2 separate regions of the Homo sapiens genome follow, and region 1 is linked to region 2. Evidence: chromatin loops called from intact Hi-C (ENCODE). Cell type or tissue: mammary epithelial cell. All regions are shown on one strand.

Region 1 (8,000 bases), 1.2 Mb after region 2:
ACTCTTGACCTATGAAAACAATTTTATATGATTTAAGTTATGTGCTGTCTAGAATTTTCTGAAGAAAATCAATTAATAGGAGTAATAAGAATATTGTGACATGTTTAAGTGAGATTTCCTAGAGCCCACTGTTTTGGCCTTAGATATCATGGTAAGTCTTGGTTTTAGACAAATACTACATATCACATTAAGGCAGTCTTACTATAATTATAATTTCACAGTAAAAGTCCATGGAAAGTTGTTGCTGACTTTACTTCCTCTCCTAACTACTCACACAGCAGGTGTAATCCTGAGGTCTCAGAACATTCATGTTTATGTCTTGCAATTGATTTTACAATAATAAAAGACAAGACACATGAAGAAATAATGAGACTACTTAAAGAAATAGCAAGGTTTAAATAATGTCACTTAGCTCTTCATGGTTTACAGAAAATTTTATAGGAATTATTATTTTATCTTCTCCTTATAACTATCTTATTAAGTAGGATTTGTGATTCTCATCATACAGATGAGGAAACCAGAGTTTAGAGAGATTAAATCTTGTCCAAGTTTGCCTATCCAGTGGTTAGATTTGAACTCTGTTTATCAAAACCCAAAACTAAATATGTTCTACACTGGTCTGCTCCATGTATCCTGACTTCTTCTTTTTTATTGAAAGAGGTCCTTCTCCTACTGGCCGTGAGTTTTCAATCCTGCATGTTTGTTAATCCATTGCCAATGGAAACGACCAGACAAGAGGAAGATTAGGAATGTCGTGTTGGTTTTTGGAATGGCATTTCTCAAAGAATATTGGGATGAACACTGATTCAGTCAGAGATTTAAAGGTGTTGTGGTCAAAAGAAAATTTTGAAGTTCAGTTAAATGAAGCTAAACAGCTTTATTTCTTTTAGCATAGGGGTTGTCAGAAATTTAAGTAAGCTAATATGCATTTGAATCTTTGAAAAGACACCGAAGAATATATAAGGACACACACATTAAACAGCAATGATTTTTTTGGGAAATAATCCCAAGGCTAGTGTCCCTTTTAGCACATTTTGGGAGTGCTGGATTAGAAAAGTCATCTCAGATTCCAGGTAAATAAATTACTTCTTTTCTTTATGGCAGACTTGCTGTAATGAGAAGAAATAAACATTACTAAACTCATCAAGGTTCGGGTAAAATTTCAGTGCTGTCACTCATCAGCCATGTTGACTGGGACGTATTATTTAGTAGTATCAGTACTATGTTATCTCATCTGCAAGAAGGTGGTAACAATCTCGAAAGAATAAAACTTTTGTTGAGGACTGAGAAAAATGGAAAGCACTTAGCGTAGTACTTGGCAGGCAGTTGGCATTCAGTCAGTGATGATAACTTTTCTTTCCCCCACAACTTGATCTGAGTCTTTGCTTTCCATTCCTGGACTACTGAAGACAATTTCTAAAGATAACACTTGTCAATGGCCCTCATCCAAGAGAATATCACACAAATATGATCTGCAGAGCACAGGGTATAACAGTTCTCACACATTGTGGAAATGTCAAGGTTTATTATGCCCCTGTGACATATTGCCATGGCTTAATTTACATTTCCATTTGCTTTATGAGAAGTTTCTTACTCTGGAACATCTGACCTCTCCTTGATGCCTCTTTTATTCTTCAAACTGCTTTCCTAGCCCATCTGGCCACATATTCTAACCCTTCACTTCTGAACCTGAAATCTAATGAAGCAAGAGTATAAAACAAGCCTCATTTCATTACTCTGCATTTTGTGAGCCAGTGGTTTCAACAGTGTATAGTTATGGGACCATTATAGTACTTTTCCTATGGGAATATCTAATGGCCTTCTGTGGAACAATTTTCTTCTTCTTTTGACCTCTATCTTAATATAATCATTCAAAGGATATTCAGTGCTTTGTGCCAAATTTTAGCCATGACAAACTACTTCAAGATTTCAACTTCATAAGCAAGAGAGACATATTTTCATAAAATGCTTTTTTCCCCCACTTAAGTTAGGTGCTTATTTTATTAAAATGAGAAACTCAGTTGACATTTTTCTACACTCAAACCCCTTTTTAATGGGAGAAAGGGTTGAGAGAGAGAAAAGGAAGGGAGGAAAGAAAAGCAAAAGAAGGTATGTATGCACACCCAAATACTTTTTAAGAAATAGGAACTGTCTCTCAAACTTGATTTTTTTTCCTTTGGCAAAGAAGGGAACCATGCATCTTCATGGGCAAAGTCAAGGTTGGCATATTTGACTCCCATCTGGCTGGGGGCCAAAGTGTAGATGAACAAGCCATTATTTAATTAGTCCAGGCAGAACCGAAGCTTCTGATCTGTTTATCTTACTTCATCTAAGGTAATCAGGATCTGCCATTATGTGAGACTAGCGTGGCTATGTGCAGATATTTCAAGCAGGTGACAGACTGGCAACCGGCCTTCCCCAGGTAAGATGAAAGAAACCAAAAGAGGATCCAAGTATTATTGGGAGCTTCAACCACACTGTGGGCCTTAAAAGAATTTCAAAGAGAAGGTCTCATTTAGTTTAGTCCTTACCATGGTCCCGTGACATAAATACCAATCATTTCACTCACAGGTGAAGAAAAGGAGGCTCAGAAAAGCTGAGCAACTTTTCCAGGGTCACAGAGCAAATGATTGGCAGGCAGAGGCTGCAAATCTAATTCTATCTGCTTAGACTTAAGGGTTCCGGGCACTAAGCAACCCTGCTTTTCACTCACATTACATCTTTTGGCTGCTACAGGCCATTGTTTACTCCTGGAGACTTCTCATTTGGCTCTGCAAATTCCATTTTATTTTTTTTTTTAATGAGAAATCATTTATTTTTTGACTACCTTTCCAAGTACCTGGATAATCCCTAAAAGTAGTACTCATAAACCCATGGAGAAGTTGTAAGACCTGATGTTTTTCTTGTAGTAGATGGAGTATTTGCTATGAACAGCAACATGATGGCTTATTTCCAAGGACTTTCCTCTCTTGCTCTCCTCCTTTCCCCGTCTCCTCATACACACACAGACACACACACACACACACACACACACACACACCACACACATTCATGCTCTCGATCTCACATGCACATATGGCTCACTTGCCCTAAATACAGTGAAAGAGATTTTACATTATTTAATTCATTTTGAGAGAGAGACTGACTTGATTCCTGCTGGTGATTAGCATGACTACAAATGCATGTGAAGCAGGACGGATGGCTAATTCTCCTGCCCTACAATTCAACTTAAACCATAATTCCTAAGATAGATTTCTTCTCTCAATATTAATGGGAACCAGATGCCTCTTGTTAATAATAATGTATGCTCAGGAAAAGAGAGACAGAGAGATTTTTTTTGTTTTGTTTTTCAAAAAATATTAGTGCTGTCTAGCAAGGAAGAATGTATAATTTATACTTAAAAATATATATTTGTGTTGAAATATAGATTTGTATTGAAAAATGTATATTTGTATGGAAATATAGATTTGTATTGATAATCTACCATCATTCAGGTAAGACCTACCTACATTATTTACCTCCCTGCAAGTAGGTAACATAGAATGTGAAAGAGACTTTTCTTTTGAGTTTATGCACTTTGTTCTTTATTTAGTGATATGATTCTCTCTCTCATACAATAAGAGATCAATACGAATGTTAACATGAGTTACTATTTTCCCACTTTATATGACATTTTAAATTTTAATTCCATTTGAGTTGTGATACTAACAGATGAGAAGGTACATGTGTTATTACCATGCAAATTATTTAATTTTTAATTAGGTCAATTCATAGGCAAAACAATACAAAATAAGGCTTATTCTGAAATAGTTACCTCATTTAGAAATTTGAGCGTAGACTGGCCATTTGAACAAGCTTCCTTTATTTCCATTGCCATATGCGGTTGTTCAGTTCTTTTCAAAATAAACTAAGTACTGCCTGCTGTGCACATGTGTTTGTCAGAACCATCCATTCTTGAGTAAGATTTAGGGGTAAAGCACACCAACCAGCAGCCTAATTATTCCAGAGTTTCAAGGTATCCATTCACATGCTCCAATCTGTCCACACTAGAATGAGGGAAATCCCACTGTGTGTCCTTAGGCAAGTCCCTAGACATTGCTGTGTCTTGGTCTCCTCACCTGTAAATGCTGGAAGACAATAATAGCTATCTCACATGATTCTCATGCAGTTTAGGTGAGAAAATACGTATCATTGTCTTCAGCAGCCCTTGGCATAAAATAGGAGATTGATGCGCTTTGGCTGTAATAATTATGATATTATTAATCAAGCAAAATATAACACAACAATAATTTATTGTCCCTTTCACCTTAAAGGGACAAATTATTCCCTTTTCAGATATTCTATAGCACAAATTTTCTGTGCAATCATAGAAGTGTTCAATTTGCTATCGCTTTGCTATATATCATGGTCTTACATGATCACTGTCTCACATAATCATTTAATATATAATATTGTTATATATCATAATTATAATTTTTGTTTTGCTTGTAGCTGAATTTGTTCTCTGCATCACATCTGATAGTCATAAAATTCCAACAAATGGGATGAAACAGAAATGTGCAGCTAGATGTCATATTTTGGGCATCACTAGAGGGAGCCAGAGGTAACAGAGCAATCACGTTTCCCAAAGTAAACTTCATTATGCATTAACAATATTTGCCAAATGTTGATAGCATATCTACAGTAAATACATTATGTAAACTTGTCCCTTGGTTCTAAAGATGTGTACAATATAATCACAGGTCTCAAGGAATTTATAATCTAATCAAAGAAACAAATAATATACATTAAAAACCCATTAAATGATCATGTAAGACGATATATAGCAAAGCAATCACAAATTGAATGCTTCTACGATCTCTCAGACGATTTGTGCTATAGAATGCCTAAAAAGGAAATTATTTGTCCCTTTAAGGTGAAATAACCTGGGAATGTTTCATGCATAAATACGGGCATTGAATAGGGTTTAGAGTACCAGAATCAGCATCCGGACTAGTGGAACCTTTAAAGGATGCAAGGAGTGATGCTGTGAATGTGCCCATCTCCCTCTCATGGAGGGCTCCTGTTTACTACTCTACTCCTTTATCCCTAGGGCATGGATCTGACTCAGCTACTCCCCATGTTAAATGTGGTAAATGGTTCCAACTGCTTCCTGGATTAAACTAAATGTTATAGCCTGGCATCACATGCCTACATTATTTTATTTAGAAGTAAGAATGTAAAGGTATACTTTTCAAGTCAAGGTATAGCTTGACTATAAAAGGGGCTAGCAGGTCATGCGTGGGCTAAATGTTAGGGACAGCGGGGACCCACGGAAGGTTTTTGAGCAGTTGAATATCTTGACTTAGTATCAGTATTAAAATAATTGTATAGGCACAAAATCGATGAATTTATTACCCAAAATTCTTATTCAATTCACTACCTTAAATCCAACTCCACTCATTGGTAGAAATTGAGTTACCAGTAAAATGCTAGTTTTTATGCTTCTTCAAAATTAGTGTAAAAATATGAAAACCAAAAACAATGTCATAAATCTTTCAGGTGTCTTGTCTTCCTTATCCTTTTGGGGTCTGGGGATTGGGGCAGCAACCTTATCAATAGTGGAAGTTACTTTTCCTCACAGACCCATTCAACTTGGAGCATGCCAGTTGTGAAGGTGTTATAGGTTTCCAAGAAATAGGAGCTTGAGAAATAAAGAAAGGAGTATCAATGAAATTTAAAGGGATTTTTTTTCTCTCTCTTAGAAAAACCAAGAATTCACATAAGGTGAGGAACGCTAGTTACTGGAAGGGGAGGAGTGTAATTTCCAAACAGCCTCATCACTGTACAGGATGATCAAGCAAAGCCTTATGACGGTACTGGCCCTTAAAAAACAGCCACTTGGAATAAAAAGTAGCCCTCATAGAGTTAACTTATCTGTGAAAAACCCATTGTCACTTCCTAGATTCTGAGATTTCTAAAAGTATAAAATGTATCATGTAACTTGGAGTATCTAACATGACTTGAGTTTCCACTGAGCATGAAAGTCATTTTTACATCTTTTCAAGTATTAAAGCATGTTTTTAACACTCACTAGCCTACCGAATTCCCCTTCTAGCCTTTCCTATCTTCATGGCACCCAACAGCTATTTTAGAGCAACTGTTCTACTCGAGGCACCCGGTAACTGCAGGAGATTTATGGAGAAACAAGTCATAGCCCTTGCTCACAAGCGGCTGAACTGACTAACCACAGGGATGATACAAGGAAACAAATGCCTATCATGTCCAAAGACTAAATAATATGTAGTGGAAATGCACTGGAGGAAGGCTTCTTGTCTCTTTTGAATTAAAACTCTGAAGAAATATTAAAGGTGGAGTAGATAGTAAAGACATGGGACTAGTAGATGAGCAGAAGCATCCTGGAGAAGGAATAATCAGGGCGAATTTTAAAATGAAAACTGCGTGGAACATGTTCAGAGCACAGCAATACTCCAGTTCAGCTAGATGGGAGAATGCGTGAAGGGGAGAACTGAGAGGGACATCATGCGACAGCTAAATGGGATGAAAGCATTCAGGCCTGGGATACCCAGATACGATATTTGGGTTTATTTCAGAAAGCAGTCAGGAGTCGTTTAGAGCATTTGATGTGGCGAGTAGCTGAGTCCGAGTCACAACTCAGGAAAATTTAAAAATTAGTCATAAAATAACAAGTGAATGAGAAACGGGAAAACCCAGGTAGCAAGGAGACCAGAAATGTTGAGAGAAAGATATGAAGCCCAGATTTTGGGATATTACAGAGAAATGCAATGATTTTGATGTGCTAAAGACAGTTCAGACATGTTGAGCCTGGGAAACAGGAGAATTGACAGCGTTCATAACAGAAATCGGAAAGTTGGGAAAAGAGTTGGAAATTGGACTCTGGAGGTATGGGATTACATAACTATATAGAGGAAGACAATAGATAGATGATAGATAGATAGATAGATAGATAGATAGATAGATAGATAGATAGATATCTTGCACTAAGAAAGAAATATAGGCCTAGAACCAAAGAGAAAATTTAGGCAAAGATTACTTGTTTGGGGCCCTATCTTAGTGCATCACATATGAATGCTGCATCTGTGATTAAAATTACATGAAATACCTAGTTTTGGTTTTTGCTAGGGTGCTTTTTGCTCTGCAAATATATTATGAATCTTATATCTGATTTTCTTTAAGTCAGTTGTCACTTGGTACTAAATTATGTCATGTCGTTAAGGATTTCACAACCTTTGTAACATCAACAATGGTACTGACCACTGTTGACCTGGTTGAATAGTAACTGACTGGTAACATGAAAGCCATCTTCATGATCCCTCTAATCATCGACCCTGGAGATAACATTTAAATACAGTCAAAGCTTAAGCTGATTCATGCACTACTGCTAGAAGCATAAATTTGTACCACTTTTCTGGAGCAAAATACAGATATGTAGCAAAAACTTTAGAAAGTATCTAAATCCTATTACATTGGAAATGCTCTTCTAAGAATGTATCCTAGATGACAGTGACATAACTTGGTTAAAATTGAAGCACCAATTTATTTAATAATAAAAAACTGGGTCATCATATAAAATGTCCATTTATTACAGGTAAGACATGAGATATTAATATAATTGAATACCTCATCTCATTAACAATGATAAAGTACATGTGTATTTACTGAAAATAAAATACAATTTCTTTGTGGAAAATAAAAAGTACCTTATAAAACTATATGCATAGTATAATTATTTATATATTATGTTGGCATATGCATCCACATTAGAATATTTAAAAATGTATTTATCCATATCCATATAGATATATAGATATAGATGGATATATATTTGTGTATGAGGTTGAAAAAATATTTGCAAAGAAATCTGAAAATGCATACATAAAATATTAGTAGTAGTTATCTTTGGAATGTAGCATATGGGGGATTTTTTCCTTAATGGACATTTTCTACAATGAACATACATAAAGTACACAAAACCCCCC
Region 2 (8,000 bases):
TTTGAGACCAGCCTGGGCAACGTGGTGAAACCCCTTCTCTACAAAAAATTAGCCGGGCATGGTAGCATGACCTGTAGTGCCAGCTACTCTGGAGGCTGAGGTGGGAGGATTGCTTGAGCCTGGGAGGTGGAGGTTGCACTGCACTCCAACCTGGATGACAGAGGGAGACGCTGTCTCAAAAAAAAGGTTTAAAACCACTCCTCTTTATAATATAGTGTACATGCCACTTATGGCATGCTCCCTGATCTTCTACCCGACTTACCTGTTAAAACTAATGCTCAGGCTCCTTTGAATTTACTCTTGGTAAAAAAAAAATTGCCTGGCGGGGAGCAGTGGGGCATGCCTGTAAGCCCAACACTTTGGGAGGCCAAGGCAGGTGGATCACCTGAGGTCAGGAGTTCCAGACCAGCCTGGCCAACATGATGAAACCCTGTCTGTACTAAAAATACAAAAAAAAAAATTAGCTGGGCTTGGTGCCATGCACCTGTAATCCCAGCTACTCAGGAGGCTGAGGCAGGAGAACTGCTTAAACCGGGGAGGCAGAGATTGCGGCGAGCAGAGATCACGCCACTGCACTCTAGCCTGGGTGACAGAGTGAGACTCTGTCTCAAAAAAAAAAAATTGCCAAATTTATCTCCTCACCAAAAATTTAAAAATTTACTTGTGTGAACGTGTCACAAACACATAAAGCAAAGTACACCTGTCTCATGCATTTTATGTATATTCCATCTTATTTCATAAAACCTTTGAGGTGGTTGGTGTACAGGTAATGAATGTTTACCTTAGATTTCAAATGCACTTTATGAAGACTGTTAAAATGTTTAATCTGTAGAAGATCCAGAAGTTTGTAGGGACTTGGAGACCAGAGCTTTCTAGTCCACAAAGTCAAAAAGCCTAGGAAACATACACCAAGAGAAACCATCTATAAGAAGCCAGGCAGAGGCCGGGCGTGGTGGCTCACACCTGTAATCCCAGCACTTTGGGAGGCAGAGGCAGGCAGACCACTTGAGGTCAGCAGTTCCAGACCAGCCCAGCCAACTTTGTGAAACCCCGTCTCTACTAAAAATACAAAAGTTAGCCAGGCGTGGTGGCACACGCCTGTGGTCCCAGCTATTTGGGAGGCTGAGGCAGGAGAATCACTCGAACCCGAGAGGCAGAGGTTGCAGTGAGCCGAGATCACAGCACTGCACTCCAGCCTGGGTGACAGAGAGCGACTCCATCTCAAAAAATAAAAATAAAATAAAGAAGCCATACAGAAATCCTGTGTATCCAGGTGTCCTGGGGTCTTCAAGGTGAGGGCACTCAGTGGTCCTCTGTTGTTATATAAGAAAGAATGTGAACATTTTACTGAAATTTTAAGAACCACCTATTTTTCTCCCTGTTTACAAAATATGTCGGCTGGGCATGGTGCCTCATGCCTGTAATCCCAGCACTCTGGGAGCCAGAGACAGGCAGATCACTTGAGGTCAGGAGTTTGAGACCAGCCCGGGCAACATGGCAAAACCCCCGTCTCCACTAAAAATACAAAAATTAGTCACGGCACACGCCTGTAATCCCAAATACTGGGGAGGCTGAGGCACGAGAATCACTTGAGCCTGGGAGGCAGAAGTTACAGTGAACCAAGATCCTGCCACTGCACTCCAGCCTGGGGGATAGCGAAAGACTCTGTCTCAAAAAACAAAAACAAAACAAAATATATCTGTTGCCATTAAGGAGCGTTTTGTTCTGGCCCTCTCCAACTACTTGAGCCCAGGATTTTGAGACCAGCCTGGACAATATAGCAAGATCTACAAAAATTAAAAATTAGGCAGGCATGGTGGCACACACCTGTAGTCCTAGCCACTCAGGAGGCTGAGTGGGGAGAACCGCTACAGGCTGGGAATTCGAGGTTACCATGAGCTATGATCATGCCACTGCACTCAAGCTCTGGGCAACGGTGACAGAGCAAGACTCTTTTAAAAAAAAAGAAAAAAACAGGTGGCTGGCTGGGCGCGGTGCCTCACGCCTGTAATCCCAGCATGTTGGAAGGCCGAGGCAGGCGGATCACGAGGTCAGGAGATCGAGACCATCCTGACTAACACGGTGAAACCCCGTCTTTATTGAAAATACAAAAAATTAGCCGGGCGCCTGTAGTCCCAGCTACTTGGGAGGCTGAGGCAGGAGAATGGTGTGAACCTGGGAGGCGGAGATTACAGTGAGCCCAGACTGCGCCACTGCACTCCAGCCTGGGCGACAGAGCGAGACTCCGTCTCAAAAAAAAAAAAAAAAAAAAAAAACAGGCGGCCTCTGGCGGGCCTCCAGCCAGTTAGACCATTTGACTAGGACGTGTGCAGCTCAGCCAGCCACAGAACTGGAATTTTTCAGGAGCAGGGGGAGCATGGAGTTTGGACTTTGCTGAGCAACTGAAGTGGAGCGCAGAGCTTGCTCGCTTAGGAGAGGGCAGCATGGATGGCAAACAAGGGGGCATGGATGGGAGCAAGCCCACGGGGCCAAGAGACTCTCCTGACACCAGGCTTCTTTCAAACCCATTGATGGGTGATTCTGTGTCTGATTGGTCTCCTATGCCTGAAGCTGCAATCTACGGACATCAGCTGTCTCTGAGGAACCTCATCAGCCACGGGTGGCTTGTGAACATCATCATGGCAGATCATGTTTCCCCACTCCATGAAGCCTGTCTCAGAGGTCATCCCTCTCGTGTAAAGATTTTATTAAAGCATGGAGCTCAGGTGAATGGCGTGACAACAGACTGGCACACTCCACTGTTTAATGTTTGTATCAGCAGCAGCTGGGATTATGCTTCTGCAGCATGGAGCCAGCGTTCAACCTGAGAGTGATCTGGCATCCCCCGTCCATGAAGCTGCTAGGAGAGGCCACGTGGAGTGTGTCGACTCTCTTACAGCTTATAGGGGCAAAAATGACCATAACATCAGCCACGTGGGCACTTCACTGTATTTGGCTTGTGAAAACCAGCAGATAGCCTGTGTCAAGAAGCTTCTGGAGTCAGGAGCAGACCTGAACCCAGGGAGAGGTTCCCCACTTCATGCAGTGGCCTTCATGAAGGCCCTCATGAAGGATTCCCCACTTCATGCAGTGGCCAGGACAGCCAGTGAAGAGCTGGCCTGCCTGCTCATGGATTTTGGAGCAGACACCCAGGCCAAGAATGCTGAAGGCAAATGTCATGTGGAGCTGGTGCCTCCAGAGAGCCCTTTGATCCAGCTCTTCTTGGAGAGAGAAGGGCCCCCTTCTTTTGATGCAGTTATGCCTAGAAATCAGAAGGGCTTTGGAATCCAGCAGCATCATAAGATAACCAAAGTCGTCCTCCCAGAGGATCTGAAATGGTTTCTCCTACATCTTTGTATGTATCAATGGAATGGATTCACAAACAATGTGAAAACATTATTGAGTGTTGTAGCCACTAGAATTTTAAAATCAAGTTAGGTTTATAGAGTTTGACTAGTTTTTTCGATTAGATTTGTATTAGTTATAAATTTGTTCATAGAGTTTGACTAATTTTTTCGATTAGATTTGTATTTGTTAAACTCTGAAGCCAGAGTTTAAACACACTGCATACGTTTGTATGATTAGTTAGAAGGCATGAAGACTTTTTTCCCTGCTTGGAGACTGTCTAAAATAACAGCTATTGTTTTGCATATCCACTGCAGGCCAAGCACTTTCAGCATCATCTAATTCAGCCCTCACAGCAACTGGGTCAATCTGTCCAATTTCCCAGGGCAAGGATAGAGGAGTCAGATTCAAATACAGGTTTTCTGACGTTAACTTATGTGATGATTTGATCAAAGCAGGATTTTCCAGCATCACTATCCTTGTTCCATCTCTGCTATATGGGAATGAAAATAAAGAAATGTATTTCAAAAAAATAAAAAGAAAAGAAAAACAGAGACGGTCTCCTGGAGTTGAATTCAGGTCTCCTCCTTAGATGGTGACCATGGGAAAGCAGCTTACACTCCCTTTGCTGGCGTAACCAGCAGGTACTGCTGTAAACTTCCTGGTACAATACCTGAAACAAGGCAAACACTCAACAGATATCTTGCATATATTGATTCCCTTCTCTGCCAGTACAGTAACATCATTGAGAATGGACCCAGCAGTATAATAACATCAGTCACCACTAGATGGCAGTAATGGCACTAAGTAATTAGTTATTAAGATGTCCTTTTTAACAAAATGAAGTAGCTAAACAACTACAAAAAAAAGACTGGTCCCTCTTAGACCTAAGTATTATTTCTATTACCTAGCTTTTACTCATTATTTCATTCAGCAAATATGTATTCAATGCCTACTATGTGTCAGGCACCACAGCAGGCAGTTAGGATACTAGGCTCAGCCAAGGAAGACACAGTACCTGCGCACACAGACCTTAAGGGGTAGGTAGGAAAACGGACAAAGAATCACACCAGTAAGATACCACAGCATAGTAAGTGCTGTGAGAGTACATAAGGAAGAAGCAGCCTGATGCGGGGAAAGGAAGGTGTCCCTGAGAAGCAGATGAGAAAAAGATGAAGGAGCCAAGATCCAAGGCAGATAGACGAGAGGTGAGGGGTGGAAACGGGGTCCCCAAGAAGAGCTTGCCAAAGGCTCAGGAGCAGGCTGGGGCCTGCTGCTGGAGGGACATGCAGAGGCCAGGGCTTGCATGCCTCAGGAGCCTTATTCAAGTTGGGAAGTTTTGTCTTTTTTTTTTTTTTTTCTTAAAAAAAAAAAGGCCTGGCGCGGTGGCTTACGCCTGTAATCCCAGCACTTTGGAAGGCTGAGTCAGGTGGATCACGACGTCAGGGGTTCAAGACCAGCCTGGCCAAGACGGTGAAACCCTGTCTCTACTAAAAATACAAAAAAATTAGCTGGGCGTGGTGGCAGGCACCTGTAATCCCAGCTACTCCGGAAGCTGTGGCAGAGAATTGCTTGAACCCAGGAGTCGGAGGTTGCAGTGAGCCGAGATCGTGCCACTGCACTCCAGTCTGTGCGACAGAGTGAGACTCCGTCTCAAAAAAAAAAAAAAGAGAGAGAGAGAGGCAGGCCAGGTGCGGTGGCTCACACCTGTAACCCCAACACTTTGGGAGGCCGAGGCAGGCAGATCACTGGAGGTCAGGAGCTTGAGACAACATGGTGAAACCCCATCTCTACTAAAAATACAAAAATTAGGCCGAGTGTGGTGGCTCACACCTGTAATCCCAGCACTTTGGGAGACTGAGGCGGGTGGATCACTTGAGGTCAGGAGTTCAAGACCAGCCCAGCCAACATGGCAAAACCCTGTCTCTACTAAAAATACAAAATTAGCCAGGCTGGTGGAGCGTGCCTGTAATCCCAGCTACTCGGAAGGCTGAGGCAGGAGAATCACTTGAACCCAGGAGGCGGAGGTTGCAATGAGCCAAGATTGTACCACTGGACTCCAGCCTGGACAAAAAGACCAAAACTTGGTCTCAAAATAAATAAATAAATAGATAAATTAATAAAAATACAAAAATTAGCTGGGCATGGTGGTGCATGCCTGTAGTCCAAGCTACTTGGGAGGCTGAGGCACAAGAATCACTTGAGCCTAGGAGGCGGCGGTTGCAGTGAGCCGAGATCGTGCCATTGCACTCCAGCCTGGGAGACAGAGCAAGACCCTGTCTCAAAAAAAAAAAAAAAAAAAAGAATGTTAAAGAAAAATTATTATTTATGACATTTGTTAAAAGGTGCTAAGGCAGACTTTATCCAAAAGGGGCCACAGTGATAGGTGTAGGGACCACTGCCACAGGGTCTTGCAGTGGGGACGAGAGATTGGACTCAACCCTGACTTCAACAAAGACAAGGGGAGATTTATACCCAAGGAGCACGATCTCAGCTCACCACAACCTCTGCCTGCCAGGTTCAAGCAATTCTCCTGCCTCAGTCTCCCACACACCCAGGTAATTTTGTATTTTTAGTATAGATGAGGTTTCAACATGTTGGTCAGGCTGGTCTCGAACTCCTGACCTCAAGTGATCCACCCACCTCAGCCTCCCAAAGTGCTGGGATTACAGGCATGAGAAGCCACGCCTGGCCTCAGATGAGACTCTTGTAATGCTTTTGTTTTTGTTTTCGTTTTTGTTTTTGAGATGGAGTCTTGCTCTGTCGCCGAGGCTGGAGTGCAGTGGCACGATCTTGGCTCACTGCAACCTCTGCCATCCCAGTTCCAGCGATTCTCCTGCATCACCCTCCCGAGTAGCTGGGATTATAGGTGTGTCTCACCACGCCCAGCTAATTTTTGTATTTTTAGTAAAGACAGGGTTTCAGCATCTTGGCCAGGCTAGACTTGAACTCCTGACCTCATGATCCACCGGTCTCAGCCTCCCAAAGTGCTGGGATTACAGGCGTGAGCCGTTGCACCCAGCCCGAGACTCTTGTAATGTTTTAATAGGCTTCAAATGTTTCTAAATAAGAAATATTAGGGCATATAAAAATAGAAATACCAGGCCAGGGGGCCGTGGCTCACGCCTATGACCCCAGCACTTTGGGAGGCCAAGGCGGGTGGATCACCTGAGGTCGGGAGATCGAGATCAGCCTAACCAACATGGAGAAACCACATCTTTACTAAAAATACAAAATTAGCTGGGCGTGGTGGCAGATGCTTGCAATCCCAGCTACTTGGGAAGCTGAGGCAGCAGAATCACTTGAACCCAGGAGGCAGAGGTTGCAGTGAGCCAAGATCGTGCCATAGCACTCCAGCCTGGGCAACAAGAGCAAAACTCCATCTCAAAAAACAAAACAAACAAACAAAATAGAAATAACTAGTAAGGACAGCAGCAGGAGTGAATATTGATTAAGCAAGACTGGTGATTAGTTGAGAATCGTTAAAGTTGGGTGATGGGTACATGGAAGTTCATTACATTATTTTCCACTTTTGTATATTTCAGGGTTTGGGTTTTTTCATCACAAAAAGTTTTGTGTTTGTTTTATGGTTTTGGGGTTTTTTTAGTTAGCATCTTGCTCTATCACCCAGGCTGGAGTGCAGTAGTGCAAACATGGCTCACTGCAGCCCTGACCTCCTGGGCTCAAGTGATCCTCCCTCCTCAGCCTCCCAAGTAGGTGGGGCTACAGGTGTGCACCACCACACCCAGCCAATTTTTTTTTTCATTTTTGGTAGACAGGGGGTCTTGCTATGTTGCCCACGCTAGTCTCAAACCCCTGGGCTCAAGTGATCCTCCTGTCTCACCCTCCCAAAGTGCTGAGATTACAGGTGTGAGCCACCACACCCAGCATATCGAGAAGTTTTTTCCATTTTTTGGGTTTTGGGGGAAGTTTTTTGTTGTATTTTGGTTTTTTTGTTTTTGTTTTTATTTTTGTTTTTGTTTTGAGACAGGATCTCTGTTGCCCAGGCTTGGTCATCTCTCTACTTAGTGATCAGTGGGCATCTCTGTTGCCCAGGCTTGCAATGGTGTGATCATGGCTCACTGCAGACTGGATCTCCCAGGCTTAAGCAATCCAGTTTTTTGTTTCTTTGTTTTTTCGTTTTATTTGTTTATTTATTTATTTTTGAGACAGAGTCTAGTTCTGTCACCCAGTCTACAGTGCAGTGGCGTGATCTTGGCTCACTGCAACCTCTGCCTCCTAGGTTCAAGTGATTCTTCTGCCTCAGCCTCCCGAGTAGCTCGGACTATAGGCGCCCGCCACCACGCCCAGCTAATTTTTGTGTTTTTAGTAGAGACAGGGTTTCATATGTTGGCCAGGATGGTCTCAAACTCCTGACCTCAGGTGATCTTCCTGCCTCGGCCTCCCAAAATGCTGGGATTACAGGCATGAACCACCGTACCCGGCCCCAAACAGTTGTTTTAGTGAAGACGTTGCCTTAGTCTCTTCCCACTTATAATATTTTCATTTGCCCTACTGCCCTCCAAGGTAGAAGATGCACTAAAATCCAGTTCCTCCCTAGGTTTACTGTAATATATAAGCTTCTAAAATTTTTTTCATCTTATAAAGGTTGAAAATTGCTGATGACTAATTGGAAGCTTCGCACAAATCCTTGG

The links. Peaks named below come from ENCODE experiments on the same cell type or tissue, not always from the same donor. Only the 100,000 strongest peaks of a DNase experiment are listed, where the experiment ranks them.
Region 1: it touches region 2 in a loop (6-fold over the local background); 1 of 110 quality-filtered maps calls a loop at or near these places.

The regions. Positions count from the first base shown.
Region 1 is chr15:93,992,661-94,000,660 of GRCh38, forward strand. The region is part of intron 3 of LINC01581 (long intergenic non-protein coding RNA 1581); the gene reads right to left. Among named protein-coding and RNA genes, the nearest start is that of LINC01580, 96 kb to the left of the region's middle. In mammary epithelial cell, a CTCF peak has its summit at 4,591 (motif pointing right); no DNase peak of the experiment used is centred here.
Region 2 is chr15:92,793,203-92,801,202 of GRCh38, forward strand. It overlaps the pseudogene ASB9P1. Among named protein-coding and RNA genes, the nearest start is that of CHASERR, 86 kb to the right of the region's middle. RefSeq lists enhancers at 4,579-4,748, 7,851-8,000. In mammary epithelial cell, a CTCF peak has its summit at 4,123 (motif pointing right); DNase peaks (open chromatin) are centred at 4,169 and 4,379; H3K27ac peaks cover 739 bases.